Regions from separate parts of the Mus musculus genome. Here regions 1 and 2 are each linked to region 3. A link is a loop called in an ENCODE intact Hi-C map of the cell type or tissue named here. Cell type or tissue: left cerebral cortex. All regions are shown on one strand.

Region 1 (5,000 bases), 160 kb after region 3:
CCATTGCTCTGTGTTTTTCACAGTTTGTGTGTGTGTGTGTGTGTGTGTTTGTTTTATTTTTTTAAACCATCTGGTACAGACTCAGAAGTAGATTCAAAGCAACGCTTACCTAGCAACTTTTTAACTAGAAACCAAGGAGGCCATAGAAGAAAGTTAGGGATCCACAAATATACATTTGATTGGATTAATTTTGTTATTTTAAAAATTAAGGCTGGGCCCATGCCTGCAATCTCATCACTTGGAAATCTGAGACAGGAGGATTGCCATGAGTTTGAGACCAAATTGGGTCTAAATATGTCACCTCACATTGACAAAAATAAAACTCTAAACAAAAAACACTCACCTAGTGAGAATAGTTTGCTTCTCAAATGTGTGATAGATTATAGTTCAGCAATACAATGGCAGCCACAGTCTGATATTGTGTGAGGAAATGGTTCACCTTTCAACTTCTAAATATGCATGCCCCTTCCCTCTGTGTGTGTACAGGGGAGCCATCAGAGACCTTATTTTATGGAAATGTTCCGTTATTAAAAAAATAGATTAAAATTCACTCATCTATCACTTCCTGTGGAAAAGCTGGGAAACATTCATAGTAAATGTTCAACCAATATTTGCTCTTATTTCAGGCAGGCAGAGAATATGAGGCTGGAGATAGAGAACTAGGTTGACTCTACTGTCCGACATATCCGGATGTTTACCAGTGAAGCTGAGTTCCATCCTGTCTCGGACACCTACAGTCTTGTTCTCGTGTGCTGTTGCAGGTGCCTCCAGAGCTCCTTTGAATTCCAGGTCAAGCACTGCTCCCCACTCTGTTCTTGGGCACTATACAACAACTTAATGTGTACTGAGATAGCTCTTTCTCAGACACTGGGGCCATTTAAATGGTCTATTCTGAAGCTTTTCTGAGAGTACTCTTCCTCTGTCCTTTCATGAGTGACCTGGCATCTTATTCTCCCTTCGGTTGACAGGGCCTGTCCCTCGTGGTAATGGGTCGGTCCTTTCTACGAAGTTGAGTGCTTCCAACTTAGAGCTGGGATAAGCGAGTGAGGAATCCAGACAAAAACCAAAGACTCAAGTTCTCCTAAAACAAAACACAAAACAAACAATACCAAAAACCTAAAACAACAACAACAATAAAAAAATAGTACTTAAAAAATATATGACAAATAAAGCAACTCAACAAATTTTCAAATAAATACATTTTTAAAAATGTATTTTTTCCACAGCTTTCCTATTTTCTACCAATATATTATAGAACCTTTGCAAAGAACACTGGGTGATCAAGGGAAAGGCCAATAGCTCTATCTATAGGTAGCTTACAAATCTGGGCTCCCTGTTGGTGGCTACTAGGAGTGCCTTGTCTGTAATCCATCACTTCTAACTCACCTGGGAGGTGGTCAGCAATTGAGCCATTTTTTTTTAAGGTGTCTGGTTCAGGTTCCCTCCCTTTAGTGGGTTTTCCTCCCAGCACCATTTTCTGACCTAAAGATACAACCCTGTACAGACAAAACCAAGCATGCTCACAAGCAAACCCAAACTATTTCAATAGTAGACTAAGTGGTATTAATGTCGGGAAGTCCACTGTTTCAGGTTCCTTCCTCCCTAGTTCTTCCTTTCCTGACTAGCTCTGTCATTGTTTTCAAAGTTTGTCTCAGACAGCCATCGGAAGATTTTTCCAATTTTTGTTCTCTGAATTTTGACATTCATCTTGTGACTCCAATCTGTTGACTGGAATGGGGGCACAGAGTGAATCACCCCCACTGGGCTGTGAGCAACTTGGATAGAGGGCACAAACACGGCTCTGTTAGTCTACTCAAGACATCTTATTGCTAGCCAGAGATCAGTGAACGTTTGTTGAAATCAGGTGGTTCTTGCTGCAGAGAGTGTTGGACAGTTAGCATGATACTTCTGGCTGTATTTTCCCCATAGTTTTAGCCATAAACATTTTAGATTTTAAGCACCTAAAACCCGTGAGTCCTTTCCACCTTGTCTCCAAGATCTAGCACATCTGGATGCATCTGTTTTCTGACTTTGGGTGCTGCTTCTGTTCTAAGTAGGTGCCAATGACTCCTGAAGCACCTGGCTGTTGCACATGTCCCAGTGTCCTTGTAGAAGCCTGTGCAAAAGCTCCCCCTGCAAAACCCCTGAGGTTTTGCTGCCTAGGGTTGCAGCTGCAAAGAGATACTTCAGACAAGCGTAGCTGCTGAGGCTCCTGCGGGGAAGAGCCCTGCTCATGCTACTAAATAGAAGGATGTGTACAAACTTGCTTTTGGTTTGTTTGGATAGGTTTTTTTTTTTTTAAAGACTTGACCCTTTCCCTACATTTTTCCTATGAAGCATGTGACTGATAATAAAAAATTACTGAATTGAGAGAGAGAGAGAGAGAGAGAGAGAGAGAGAGAGAGAGAGAGAGAGATTTGTGTTCTTGGCATTATTATTATTTAATCATTCCACACAGATTACTCCATTTTGATGTTCAGGATTCTATTTAGGAGCCTCTGAATGTCTCTTTGGTTTGCTAGGATTGTTAACACAGGTGGTAAGGATGAAGATATTTGTTTATGGAACGAGTAACTGTATGGATGGTACTTTTACAAAAGAAAACATTTATTTTTCAAAGTCAGAGAAGGTTTTCTACATTTTCCAGTCATTGGAATGGCAGATTGTGGTAAGTTATAGAAATATTTTTTTCTCTCTGTGGCTTGGAGTCTCTTTTTAGTAAACTTTCTCAACATAACAAGTTTTAACACTCAGTCAGGACCACAAAGAATGATTTATAAAAGAATCAGCTCCATTCAGGACATTTAAGAATAATTTAAAAAAAAAATGAAAAGATTCCTAAGTTCTCCCCAACAGGTTTAGATTCCAGCCTTGCATTCATGAAAAAACATTGAAAGATGTGACTCATACATTGTTGATAGTTAATAGAGACACCACCATGTAGTAAATCCGTGTCTAGGATTTAGAAAAAGGGAAGAGATAATTTTGGGAGAGATGCGCAGAAAATGGAGCAGTTGGTAGGAACACAGATTGATTCAGCCACAGTGGAAAATGGTGTAAAGGTTCCTAAACAAATTAAAAATAGAGCCACTGTATGCCCAGCAATCGCTCTTCTGGGCATACACCCAAAGGAAATGAAATCACCACCTCGGGAAGATAGCTGTACGCCCACGTTTACTGAAGCATCATTCACAATGTCCATGAGACGGAAACAACCTAAGTGTCTATCAGCAGAGGAGATGGAGAAACATAGCACGTATACACACAGTAGAATATTGTCCAGCCTCAGTAAGAAGATCTGTGATTTCTGAGAACACAGATGAGCCCAGGGAGCAAAGTCAAGCCAGCCAGACATAGGAAGGAAAAACATTGACTGGGAACATATATGTAGCATCTGAAATAAAATCAGGCACCTCAGGAAAATGGATAGTCAGCGTATCAGGATAAAAGAATCAAGAAGGATAACACAGTTGTGGTTCTGCAAGATGAAGGAGAATGAAGAACTAATGCTCACTACGAGGACTGGAGGAATGCTGCACACTTGAGATTTGCTAAAAAAGGTACATTTTAGGTACCTTTTAAAACAAGTTTTACATTAATTAAATAATTAATTGTGTGTGTTTATATAGGTCAAAAGATAACTTTTTGGGAATTAGTCTCTTCTTCCACCATGTGGATTCTTGAGGATCAAACTTAGGTTGTCAGGCTTAGCTGCAGGTTATTCAGTTGTAGATCTATTCACAGGCTCAGGCTCAGGCTCAGGATTAGGCACAGGCACAGGCACAGGCACAGGCACAGGCACAGGCACAGGCACAGGCACAGGCACAGGCACAGGCACAGGCACAGGAACAGGCACAGGCACAGACAGGCACAGGCACAGGCACAGGCACAGGCACAGGCACAGGCACAGGCACAGGCACAGGCACAGGCACAGGCACAGGCACAGGCACAGGCACAGGCACAGACAGGCACAGGCTCAGGCTCAGGCACAGGCACAGGCACAGGCACAGGCACAGGCACAGGCACAGGCACAGGCACAGGCACAGGCACAGACAGGCACAGGCACAGGCACAGGAACAGGCACAGGCACAGACAGGCACAGGCACAGGCACAGGCACAGGCACAGGCACAGGCACAGGCACAGGCACAGGCACAGGCACAGGCACAGGCACAGACACAGACAGACACAGGCACAGGCACAGGCACAGACACAGACACAGACAGGCACAGACACAGGCACAGGCACAGACACAGACAGACACAGGCACAGACAGGCACAGACACAGGCACAGGCACAGGCACAGGGCTCAGGCACAGACACAGACACAGACAGACACAGGCACAGATAGGCACAGGCACAGGCACAGGCACAGGCACAGGCACAGGCACAGGCACAGGCACAGGCACAGGCACAGGCACAGGCACAGGGCTCAGGCACAGACACAGACACAGACACAGACAAACACAGGCACAGGCACAGGCACAGACACAGACACAGGCACAGACACAGACAGGCACAGGCACAGGCACAGGCACAGGCACAGGCACAGGCACAGGCACAGGCACAGGCACAGGCACAGACACAGACAGACACAGGCACAGGCACAGGCACAGACACAGACACAGACAGGCACAGACACAGGCACAGGCACAGACACAGACAGACACAGGCACAGACAGGCACAGACACAGGCACAGGCACAGGCACAGGGCTCAGGCACAGACACAGACACAGACAGACACAGGCACAGATAGGCACAGGCACAGGCACAGGCACAGGCACAGGCACAGGCACAGGCACAGGCACAGGCACAGGCACAGGCACAGGCACAGGGCTCAGGCACAGACACAGACACAGACACAGACAAACACAGGCACAGGCACAGGCACAGACACAGACACAGGCACAGACACAGACAGGCACAGGCACAGGCACAGGCACAGGCACAGGCACAGGCACAGGCACAGGCACAGGCACAGGCACAGGCACAGGCACAGGC
Region 2 (5,000 bases), 280 kb before region 3:
GTATCACTAAGTTGTTCATGCCGGCCTTGAAGTCACTTTGTAACTCAGGTAGCCTTTGAGTTTAGCATCCTTCTCACTCAGCACCCCTAAGGAGCTGAGTTTATAGGCCTGCAGTCTGGACATTTCCCAAACCTCGGAGATCCTTTGCCCTGCCTGAGCGGTTTACCACTCCTGCTTCTGTCCTAGAATTTAAATGAGTAAGAACTCTTCTCAGGACAGTGGCTGGCATACACAAAGGGAATATTTGCAGGGTGATTAGGTGGCATGTATCACTAAGTTTTTCTCTACAACTTTAGATAACCCAGTTACTCATGAAGTCTTTCTAGATTACAAAATTTAACTTTGTTTTTTTTTCTTTGAGCAGATTCTATTCATTGACTCTAATAATAAATATTCACTGTTATTTTTAAACTACGGCTATCATTTACAAGGTGGCTATGATGGATGAGGTTCTACAAGAATGGCACAGAGAAACTCAAATTGTTTAAATTCACTTTTACAGAGTAGGAGACTGGAGCCAGGAAGGTGGCTCAGGAGGGTAGTGGTGCCTGCATCAAGCCTGCCAACTTGAGAAAGTCGACTCCCACAAACCTGTCCTCTGACCTCCACGTGTGCACACAAGACAGTCACAAACTAAGTCAGGATATTAAAAAGAATTTCGCTCGAAGTCACAGGGCACTATTTTACCCTATCCTGACTAATCTCTGTTTTCCTACAAAGAGTATCAATACTAGCTTTTTCCAATTCCAGTGTCATCAGTTCAGGCATAAAACGCTTGCCATAGCAATTGTGTGCAGGGTATGTCCATTATACGGTTCACTCCAAACTCTCAGGCGCTCTCTAATTCTGGGGTTCTGAATGGTGAAGAGTACCTGGAAATAAGTTTTACTGAGACTAGGGGAACCCTCGGAGAGTTCTCTTATTGCTAGACCGGAAGGTAGGCTGTAGATGTCCCCTGTCCCACCCCCACCACACTTAAGGTTTATTTTTATTTATGGGCATGTGTGTATATAATGTGTACTGGTACCAAATGGTATCAGATCCCCTGGAGCTGGGGTTACAGGCAGTTGTGGGTGCTGGGGACCAAAGTCTGGTCCTCTAAGAGTAGTATGTTGAGGCGTCCCTCCAGCTCCCGTGGGTGCCTTTTACACCTCTAAGATGGGGATCTTAGAGACTTTCCATATGTCGGGTGTACAAAGACAACTCAGGAAGAATCCAGCACCAATCCTGTCAAGCTGAGGGTTGGTAAGGGGTAGGTTGACCTCACCCATTTCCTTCTTCCCAAAGCCCCAGGTAAGTAAGCTAAAAGCCTAAGGTTTGGACCAGGACTAGACGTTAAGGACTCAGGCACCAGAGGGTCTCCTGTCATTTGGGGCCTCACAAACCCAACCCACGTGTATGGTATTCCTTGGAGGTTTTAATTCTCCATCGAGTCAGAGTTGTCAAAGAGGTTCAGGTTCTCTCAATCAGAGGCGGCCAATTCCAAGAAGCTTTCGCCAGTGGGCTTTCGAAGGAAAACCTAGCGTTAAGGTCCCAACCACTGAAGAGCCCACCCTCGTACCTAACTGCCGGGCCACACCCGAGGCCTTCGCGCGGCTCCCGCCCGACTCCGGGTCCCGCCCCCGCGTGTCAAGCTACCGGCCGAGTAGCCTGATCGCCAGCTGCTCCAGCGCGTCAATGGCTAAAAGAAACGTGGGATTCCGAGCCCCGCCCCCCGCCCCGCCCAGCCCCGCCCCGCCCCCGGCGCACTCGCGCGCCCTCCACGCCCACGCCGGGCCAGCAGTTGCCCTTCTAGCTGGAGTCGGTGCGGGTCGGCGTAGGTCCCCTGGGAAGGGTCGGGAGACTCGGGCTACGTCCTTTCCCTGGGCTGCCGGCTTCCACTGTCGCAGAGAAGCGACCCCACGCGGCGGCGATCGACTCATTCAAGGGCTCCCAGCGAGGAAACCGCTCGGGCGCTGCCAGCTGGGTCGGGCGGAGCTGCGCGGGCCGCAGGGTGGCTCTGCCAGTCCCTGAGTGCCGGGTCGGCCGCACACGTGTCTTAGCGTCACGTCCGCGCGCGCCCCCGGGGCTTGCGTCAGCTGCCGCTCCTGAAGCGAGTGGGCCAGGGCTCTGCGCACCAGAACGCCGCCGGAGGAGGGCACCGCACGGCCGCGAGCCCCGAGAGCGACGACCATCCGGGTGCCGCCGAGAGGATCGGCGCGGTCCGGTCCCCGCCCTCCCGGTGCCGGTCGGGTCCGCGCTGGGTCCCCCGGGCTGGGCGCCGTGGCGTTGCCCCGGAGCCCGCCACCCGCGGGGCGCGCACCGCCTTAACCCGGGCGGCCCCGCGGCAGGCAGACGCCCGCAGGTCCATGGTGGGCTCGGAGCGCGATGAGCCGCCCGTCCTCCACCGGCCCCAGCGCTAACAAACCCTGCAGCAAGCAGCCGCCGCCGCCTCAGACCCCGCACGCCCCGTCCCCGGCTGCGCCCCCGGCCGCCGCCACCATCTCGGCAGCGGGCCCCGGCTCGTCCGCGGTGCCCGCCGCGGCAGCGGTGATCTCAGGCCCCGGAGCCGGCGGCGGGGCCGACCCGGTGTCCCCGCAGCACCACGAGCTGACCTCGCTCTTCGAGTGCCCGGTCTGCTTTGACTATGTCCTGCCCCCCATTCTGCAGTGCCAGGCCGGGCACCTGGTGTGTAACCAATGCCGCCAGAAGTTAAGCTGCTGCCCGACGTGCAGGGGCGCCCTAACGCCCAGCATCAGGAACCTGGCTATGGAGAAGGTCGCCTCGGCAGTTCTGTTTCCCTGTAAGGTAAGTCCAGCCACCATCCGCAGATCTGCCAAGGAACCTTCCAGAGTTCCGGTGCCCTCCAGCGCACTTGAAGGCCCTAAGAGGCGAATGGCATTTCACTGTTTCCATCTGTCTGTCTGTCTTTCTCCTCTCCTCTCTCTCTCTCTCTCTCTCTCTCTCTCTCTCTGTCTGTCTCTCTCTCTCTCCTCCCTCTCTCTCTCTCTCTCTCTCTCTCTCTCTCTCTCTCTCTCTCTCTCTCTCTCTCTCTCTCTCTCTCTCTCTCTGGCGCACTCTCTCTGTCTCCGGTGTGTACGTGTGTGTACCTTGTCTATTGTTTCCAGGCCAACCTGTCCATTTTGGGAACTAGCAACTAGGGTTGACGTTTGCCGGAGCACTGACTGTAGATAAGTTGGCACTTGATGACGGTTTAGAAGCATCCCAGCTCTCCCAGCCAAGTGCCGCCGCGTCCACCGCAGGGGTGTGCTCTATAAAGCCTGGGCAGCTTAATGTGAACAGGGAAGCTGGCAGTGGAGATTGTGGAGGAAGGAAGCGGACGGTTTCCAGCGCTGAGCTTGGCGAGAACGGTCCTGGATTCCTCCTGGACCCAGTGCCCAAGATCTGGAGCACTTGAGAGAGCGCTTTGTAAGGGGAAGCGGATACTGCCTGCTTAGCACGGGAGCCCAGAAAACCCAGCAAGCCACGCCTTCTCTCAGCTTCCCAGACTTGCGGAGGACTCAGAAGTTGTAGCTGCTGTTTGGTTTTTGTTTTGGTTTGTTTGTTTGACTAACTGCGATGAACTCGAGTCCACAAGGACTCAACGCAGACACTTAAGAGCGTTATTAGTTCTCTCTCCAGTGACAGCATTTTATTTAGTTGCCTGTGCTGGGGGGTGGGGTGGGGTGGGCAAACCACAAGTCAAAGTCCGAGCTCTCATTCCCATGGCTCCAATGGTTTGTTTAGGACCTGTGTTTACATCCTCACGGCTAAATTAATGGAATCATGCATGTCTATATCTGAAAGCTTCTTTTTTTTAATACTCACAGAGATAGTGTTTTTTTTTTCCTCTGCCAACCAGGTTTACTAATAATATCCTCACCTGAAACTTGACTTGATCTCCTGTATTTTAAATGACTGATAGCATTACATTGTGTGGTTCTGCTATAACATCCTGTTGCCAACACTGAAACCCTTACAAAACTCCCCACAGTCTCATTTATATGCCTCTTTCTAACCTAGACCTCTGTCAAGGAGTTCATTTTCTGAACTTATAGGTGGGAATAATGTTAATATTTCTGAGATTTTTTTTAATGAAAGTAATTGTTCTACCTGAGACTGTTTTGTCTTGCCTATCTCCTTAGTGATTAATTTTTAGGGCAAGAGCTGTTTTAAATTAAAAATAGCTCACTGGAAATTTTCGTTTTAGGCTTCATAGTCAAGTCAGTAAAATGAGTGAGTTACTTTGGCCTTCTGCCCAGCTACAAACCCAATTAAAATAGCTTATTCAAATAAGGGTTTAGGCTATAGGGTCAGCTTATTAACTTGCTTGCCTTTAGCCCCACCCCAGGTCCTGCTTACTAATTCACTCAACTCAGGTGCTGCATCTGGGCAATTCGGATAAAATAGTTTCATGCCGCCCCCTTTTATTGGAAGCAGATTTTCCCCCTCCTATAATACAACCTGATTATAATTTCCCCTCCCTCTGCTCCTCCCAGTTCCTTCCCACCTCCCCTTGCATTCTGATCCCCCTTTCTGTCTCTCATTAGAAAAGAATAAGCTTCTAAGGAATGGTAACGATAAGGAAAGGAGCCAGAGAAGGCACAGCCAGAGACCCACTTGTTCTCCCATTCTGGAAGCCGTAATATACACCCAGAGGACCCTGTGCATGCTGTGTGTCAGCATCTGTCCTCCATCACTGTGCCTCGCTCAGGATAAACTCTTTCTAATTCTATTTACCTGCAAATGGCATTCTTCTTAATGACTGAGTAATACTCACTGTGTAAACCGTTCCACACGTTCTCTATCCATTCTTCTTTAGGGAGACATCTAGGAATTATGAACATGTCTGAACGAGTGTCACTGCGGTAGGAGGAAGCACCCTTTGGATATGTGCCCAAGAGTGGTAGAGCTGAGTCTTGAGGTAGATCCCCATCTTCCTGAGGAACCACCACACTGATTACCACTGCGGCTGTGTGAATTCACACTCCTCCCAACAGTGCATGGGTGCTCCTCTTATT
Region 3 (5,000 bases):
ATAACTTACTTAGAAAATAGAGGTTGCTGCTAGCTAGAAAAGATAAGGTGCTATTGACCACCATCAAAGGTGAAAGGTAAACTCCACCTTCCTGTTATATGTGGCCCTACCCTTGAAAATAGGAGCAACTAGAGAACAGAGGGGGTTTTGTTGTTGTTGTTTTGAGTTGCTCATGAAGTCAGTTTTCTTTCTTTCTTTTTTTTTTTAATCCCACTAAATGTTTCAGTGACCGGCTGGCCGACTAGCACACTTAAGAACACTGAGTTCTCAAGTGCAACAGATTTCCCACAACTTGACTACAAAAATCATGAATTCTGAATCACAAAAAACAGTGATGAATGAATTCCAGTCAGCATTTTTAAACTAGCAGAAATATATATATAAAATAAAACAAGGATAACTGGAAGTCAAAAGTTAAGGCTGTGTGAGTCTAAAATGCTGAAGAGAAGCTTTATTATTTCATGGTAGTCTTCTACATAACTAACGATTCTAGATCATACCAAATTCTGACCCTTTTAGCTCCTAAAATTAACCTCTCTCAAAAACATACAATGTAAGAAGATACCCAACTCTTTCCCTGTAATTTTTAATGTAGTGTTAAACTGCAATTAAGTTTTTAACAAGGTTGGAATTATGTAATGTCAAAGGTCTATGTGACAGCTCCTAAAGAACAAACCAAAAAACCCCCTACAATTCCTAAGTAGGCCACAACCAAACACCACCACTATTGAATAGTGTAGTAATACACTAATTTTTACCTAAACTATTAAAAAAGCAATCCTTACACTCTAGGTAGAGGGAGTTGGTTACAGACATTTCAAAACTCTAGTTTTTACTACTGTTTAAGCATTCCACACCTCCCTTTCCTACACTAAAGACTGATAGGAGAACATCCATTTTCCCAGTACTTTTTCTTTGCTTTTTTTCCTCTTTTGCTTAAACAAAAATATTATCTTTGAAAAGTTACTGGGAATTCTCACGACCCCCTTCTATAGACTCACTTAGGGATAGTCAAAGCTAGACTTCACATTTTATCATTCTCTCCAGTCTTCCAAATTCACTGATGGAGACTGCTTCTATTCCATCACTTCCCTGCCCCCAGGAAAAGGCTTTCTGGTTTTCAGTCTTACCAACTCAGGCAAAACTCTACCATAAACATTAAAAAGTAATTTACTACCTTAGAAAGGGACCCTCTTTCTTACTGAAGGGGGGGGGGGCAATACCAGCTCTCATCTTCAAACTATTAAGCTGAAATACATCAATCATGTTGAATCACTATCCATTTAATTGCTTAAAAAGAAAACAAAAACAAAACAACAACAACAAAAATCCCGTGACTTTTGTCTCCTTACTTCAAAACTTTGAATTGATTTTTACCAAATTTAAGTTTTAAAAATAAAGACCCTAAGTGGAAACAAACTCCCCAAACTGCATCTTAAGATATTTGGGGCAAGCAACTCTATCAGATATTCAAAATTTAAAAAAATGTACATACCTGTCTTCATCACCATCAACAGGAATAGCTATGCTGAATACAGAGGTGGCCAGACTGTTCATAGGTGTTAACTGAAGAGGGTTTGTCAGGGCATCTGCAACTGGAGGCTTCACAACAGGCTTACTTTCAGCAATGAGAGAAAGTGGTGCTTGAGGTAGGGGTTCTGATTTTCTTCTAGTATCGTCAACTTGCCCGACTAAAGGCTGGGTCTGAGTCTGAAACTGGCTTAGGTCAGACTGTGGTAGACTTGTTGGTGCACTGTGTGTGCCTTGAGCTAAGGGTGAACCAACTTGCTGGATGACGCTGCTGCTCCGGCTGACTGGCGTATGGCTGCTCAGCTGCTGAGACTGGCCCAGAGGCGCGGGTACATTTGGCATAGTAACAGAAGTGGTGGGCACACTAGGCACGCTTGGAACGGGTACCGCTGCAGGCACGTTTGGAACTCCGGGCACCACGGTGTGAGGACCACCAGGCACGGCTGGCAGCTGACCACTGCCACCCATCTGCTGCGGAGGCTGCACGGGCTGGGGCTGCCCAACCCCAGTAAGCCCGGAGCCTGGCTGCACCACGCCTCCTAGAGCAGCTGGGGCCACTCCGGCCGGCTGACAAGGAGCGGCCTGGCCTACAGGAACCGGACCCGGGGCCACAGCTTCACTGGGCTGGGCGGAGGCGCCCATCATCTGGGCACCCAAGGAGGAGACGCTCTGGCCAGACCCCAGAGGAAAGCTGGCCGCGGAAGCAGAGGTGGCGCTAGCGCTGGTAGACAAGGGCTGCGCAGGGCTTGGCGGCTGCAGGGCCACGTGCGGCGGCAGGTACTCACTCTGGCCGGATGGCTGCATCGGCAACAAATGCCCGGGTGGTATCTGAGGCTGGGGATAGGCGAACTGCTGTGACAACGAGGAGCCGCCGGCCGGGCCGGGCTGAGCTGCCAGGGCCACAGGCTGCGCCAGGTTGACATTCGGCGGCGGCGGCAGCCCCTGACCGACAGGCCCGGGGAGGGCGCCTCCGGCCACGGCTCCCTGGAGCTGGGTTGGCTGAACGGCTGCTGTCATTGGCTGCGGCCCGGTCGCCGCTCCCGGGAACGGCGGCAGCGACGCCGAACTTGGAGCCACAGCCCCACCTACGGGCGGTGGAGGCTGCGGCTGCCCGACGCTGAAACTCTGCGGCTGGGCGAGAGTGGGCTGGCTCATTTTCTCCGACGGGGGTAGCTGTGACACAGCAGTCAAGGAGCTGTCAGTTCCCGAGTCCAGCCCGTGCGCCCCCTGCATGGAGGCCACCACCACCACCACCGACCCTCCGGTGGCTCCCAGGCCGCTGTCCCGCTCCGCAGTCTGCTCCAAAGTATTGCTGTGTCTAATGCAATCCCCGGACCTGGTGAGGACGCTGCTATCCGAATCCCGCTCGTAGTATTCCATACACGTCCATCGGCCGCGCCGGTACGGCTCCCCGCTCCCGTGGTCTAGTTTGATCACGCGGAAACGCGAACTACAAGTGGCAGGGGGCTGAGATGGAGTTGCACTACTCGGCCCAGGAGTGGACACCGAAGCGGCGGCCGCCGCCAGGGTCTGGGCGAGTGCCCCCGCCACGCTCCGGGCCGACACGCCACCGCCGCCTCCGTTGGCGGGCGCAGCTGAAGCGGCTGCCAGCTGCCCATCCAGGATGAGGTTCGGGGACACGGTCCCGGGAGTTTCCGCATCCCCGACATTGTTGAGCGTCTCTTCCGAGGAGCTACGCTCGCACACCTCCTCCGGGCCGTAATCCGTGGCCCGGGAAACGTCGAAGATCTCGGAGGACACGTCCTCCGTGCGCGACTCGTCCGGGTCGTCCAGGCTCTCGGTGTCCTCGGTGATGCTGGTGGCCACCTGAGCCGTGGTGACACTGGTGATCTGGAAGCAGCTCTTCTTCTTGGCCGGCATCTTGGACATGGTGGAAGAGGCTGGAGGGCAGAGGCTCCTCTGGGACCCCACCGGAAACCGAGAAGGGCCGAGCACGGGCCCCCAAAGACAAAGTCCGAGTTCGCGCCTGGGTCTACGGCCCACGCCGCCAAGTCACGGGCTGCTCTGGGCGCCGGCGTCTCGGCGCGACATCCTCCTCCTCCCTCCTCACCTCCCGCGGCAGGGGTGCCTCAATTCAACTCCTCAGCGACGGCCCGAGCGTGGTCCAGGGGCGGGCCGGCTGCTCCAACAGCTCAGCCTCCGCGGTCAGTCCAGCCCGGCGCTCGGCGCGGTCAGCAGGCCCGGCTGGGGGTGGAGCGCAGGGCGCAGGAGGCGGCGGCGGCGGCGTGAGGGGCGGTTCTGCCCCGCTCGGGCTCTCCTGGCCGGGTCCCGCGGCTGCTCCCGCGCGGCGACGCGGAGGAAGAAGGCGGAGCGGCGAGGCCGGGACCGGCGCTTCCTGACGGACGGGGCTGGAGGTCCGCGGCGGGAGGCAGCCCTCCGTCCCGGGCTCTAGCCCGAGCGCAGTCCGGGGGCCATGCCGGCGGTGGCGGCGGAAGCCCGCTCGGGGGCGGGGAAGGCCGGCAGTCTGGCCTCCCTCAGGGAGCCACCCGCGGCGGCGGCGGGCCCGGCCTCCTCGCGGCTCTGAGGCGCGTGAGGGGCGGCGGCGGCGGCTGAAGGAACGGCAAGCGAGCGGAGGTGCTCGGCGGCGTGAGGGGAACCGGTGGCGGCGCCTTCCGCTTCTCCGCGGCGCGGCCGGCTCGGAGACTCCGGAGGGAAAAAACAAAACAAAACAAAACAGAAATTCAAACTGCTGAAGCAGCGGCTGCAGCTCCCTCCACTCGGCCAAGATGGGGCTGAAATGGCCGCGCCAGGGATGCTGGGAGGAGCAGCAGCCCCGCAGCCGCTGCCGCCGCAGACTAAAATGCCGCCGCTGCCGCAGCCACCGCCAGCGCCGCAGCCGCCGCCGTTCCGTGACGCGCCGGCGTCGTGACGTCACCGCCCCGCCCCCTCCGGTTTCCTGCGGCTTCGCGTGGAGGCTTGAGGGGGGTTCGTGGGCGGGGCCAAGGGGGTAGAGAAAAGGGAGCGGGTTCTTTTATTTAAAAAATTTTTAAATTTAAATTTCCACACTGCAGGTTCACTAGGAGAGGAAAAGCCAGAAGACGGTTTTAATTTGTAAGCCTGGGGCATCGCATGGTTTAGGGCCGGCGTGTGGCGATCCTGGATGACTGGAGGTCATGTGCTCGGTCTAATGTTTAGCATAGTCTTAGAGGAACCTGGGCGATAGGGGAAAAAAGTAGGGCGATCCAGCTGCCGAAGAGGTGCATAGCTGGAGAAAGCGAACCGGGTTAAAAGTCCTGAAAATATATGTTAACTAGGATAGTGGGAGAAGTGAGATTTAAGAGAAACGAGGGTGACTAACACAGAACATCAAGCCAGACTGAGTTAGAAAGATGATCTTTCAGACAGAAATTCTGTCTATAAAAAGCGGCGGCGACAGGGATGGTTACTTGCCCAAAGTAAAGTCGGTTTCGAAAAAGATTAGGAGTTAATAACATATTCCAAATTTTCAC

Evidence for each region. Peaks named below come from ENCODE experiments on the same cell type or tissue, not always from the same donor. Only the 100,000 strongest peaks of a DNase experiment are listed, where the experiment ranks them.
Region 1: it touches region 3 in a loop (6-fold over the local background); 2 of 42 quality-filtered maps call a loop at or near these places.
Region 2: a loop joins it to region 3, with 8 times the contacts of the local background. A loop is called at or near these places in 13 of 42 quality-filtered maps.

Annotation. Positions count from the first base shown.
Region 1 is chr3:58,252,282-58,257,281 of GRCm38, reverse strand. No RefSeq gene overlaps it. Among named protein-coding and RNA genes, the nearest start is that of Gm26166, 36 kb to the left of the region's middle. In left cerebral cortex, no CTCF peak of the experiment used is centred here; a DNase peak (open chromatin) is centred at 3,124.
Region 2 is chr3:58,689,183-58,694,182 of GRCm38, reverse strand. Siah2 (siah E3 ubiquitin protein ligase 2) reads left to right here and starts at 1,795. Exons shown (of 2, transcript NM_009174.3): 1 at 1,795-2,787. The coding sequence starts at 2,368. It overlaps 4930593A02Rik (RIKEN cDNA 4930593A02 gene), which reads right to left and starts at 1,594. Exons shown (of 9, transcript NR_045167.1): 1 at 1,562-1,594. In left cerebral cortex, CTCF peaks have their summits at 1,931 and 2,696; DNase peaks (open chromatin) are centred at 2,009, 2,725, 3,312, 4,684 and 3 more places; H3K4me3 peaks cover 3,798 bases; H3K27ac peaks cover 2,268 bases.
Region 3 is chr3:58,414,109-58,419,108 of GRCm38, reverse strand. It overlaps Tsc22d2 (TSC22 domain family, member 2), which reads right to left and starts at 4,389. Exons shown (of 4, transcript NM_001081229.2): 1 at 1,496-4,389. The coding sequence starts at 3,420. In left cerebral cortex, CTCF peaks have their summits at 2,622, 3,948 and 4,149; DNase peaks (open chromatin) are centred at 2,727, 3,310, 3,738, 4,405 and 2 more places; H3K4me3 peaks cover 5,000 bases; H3K27ac peaks cover 3,175 bases.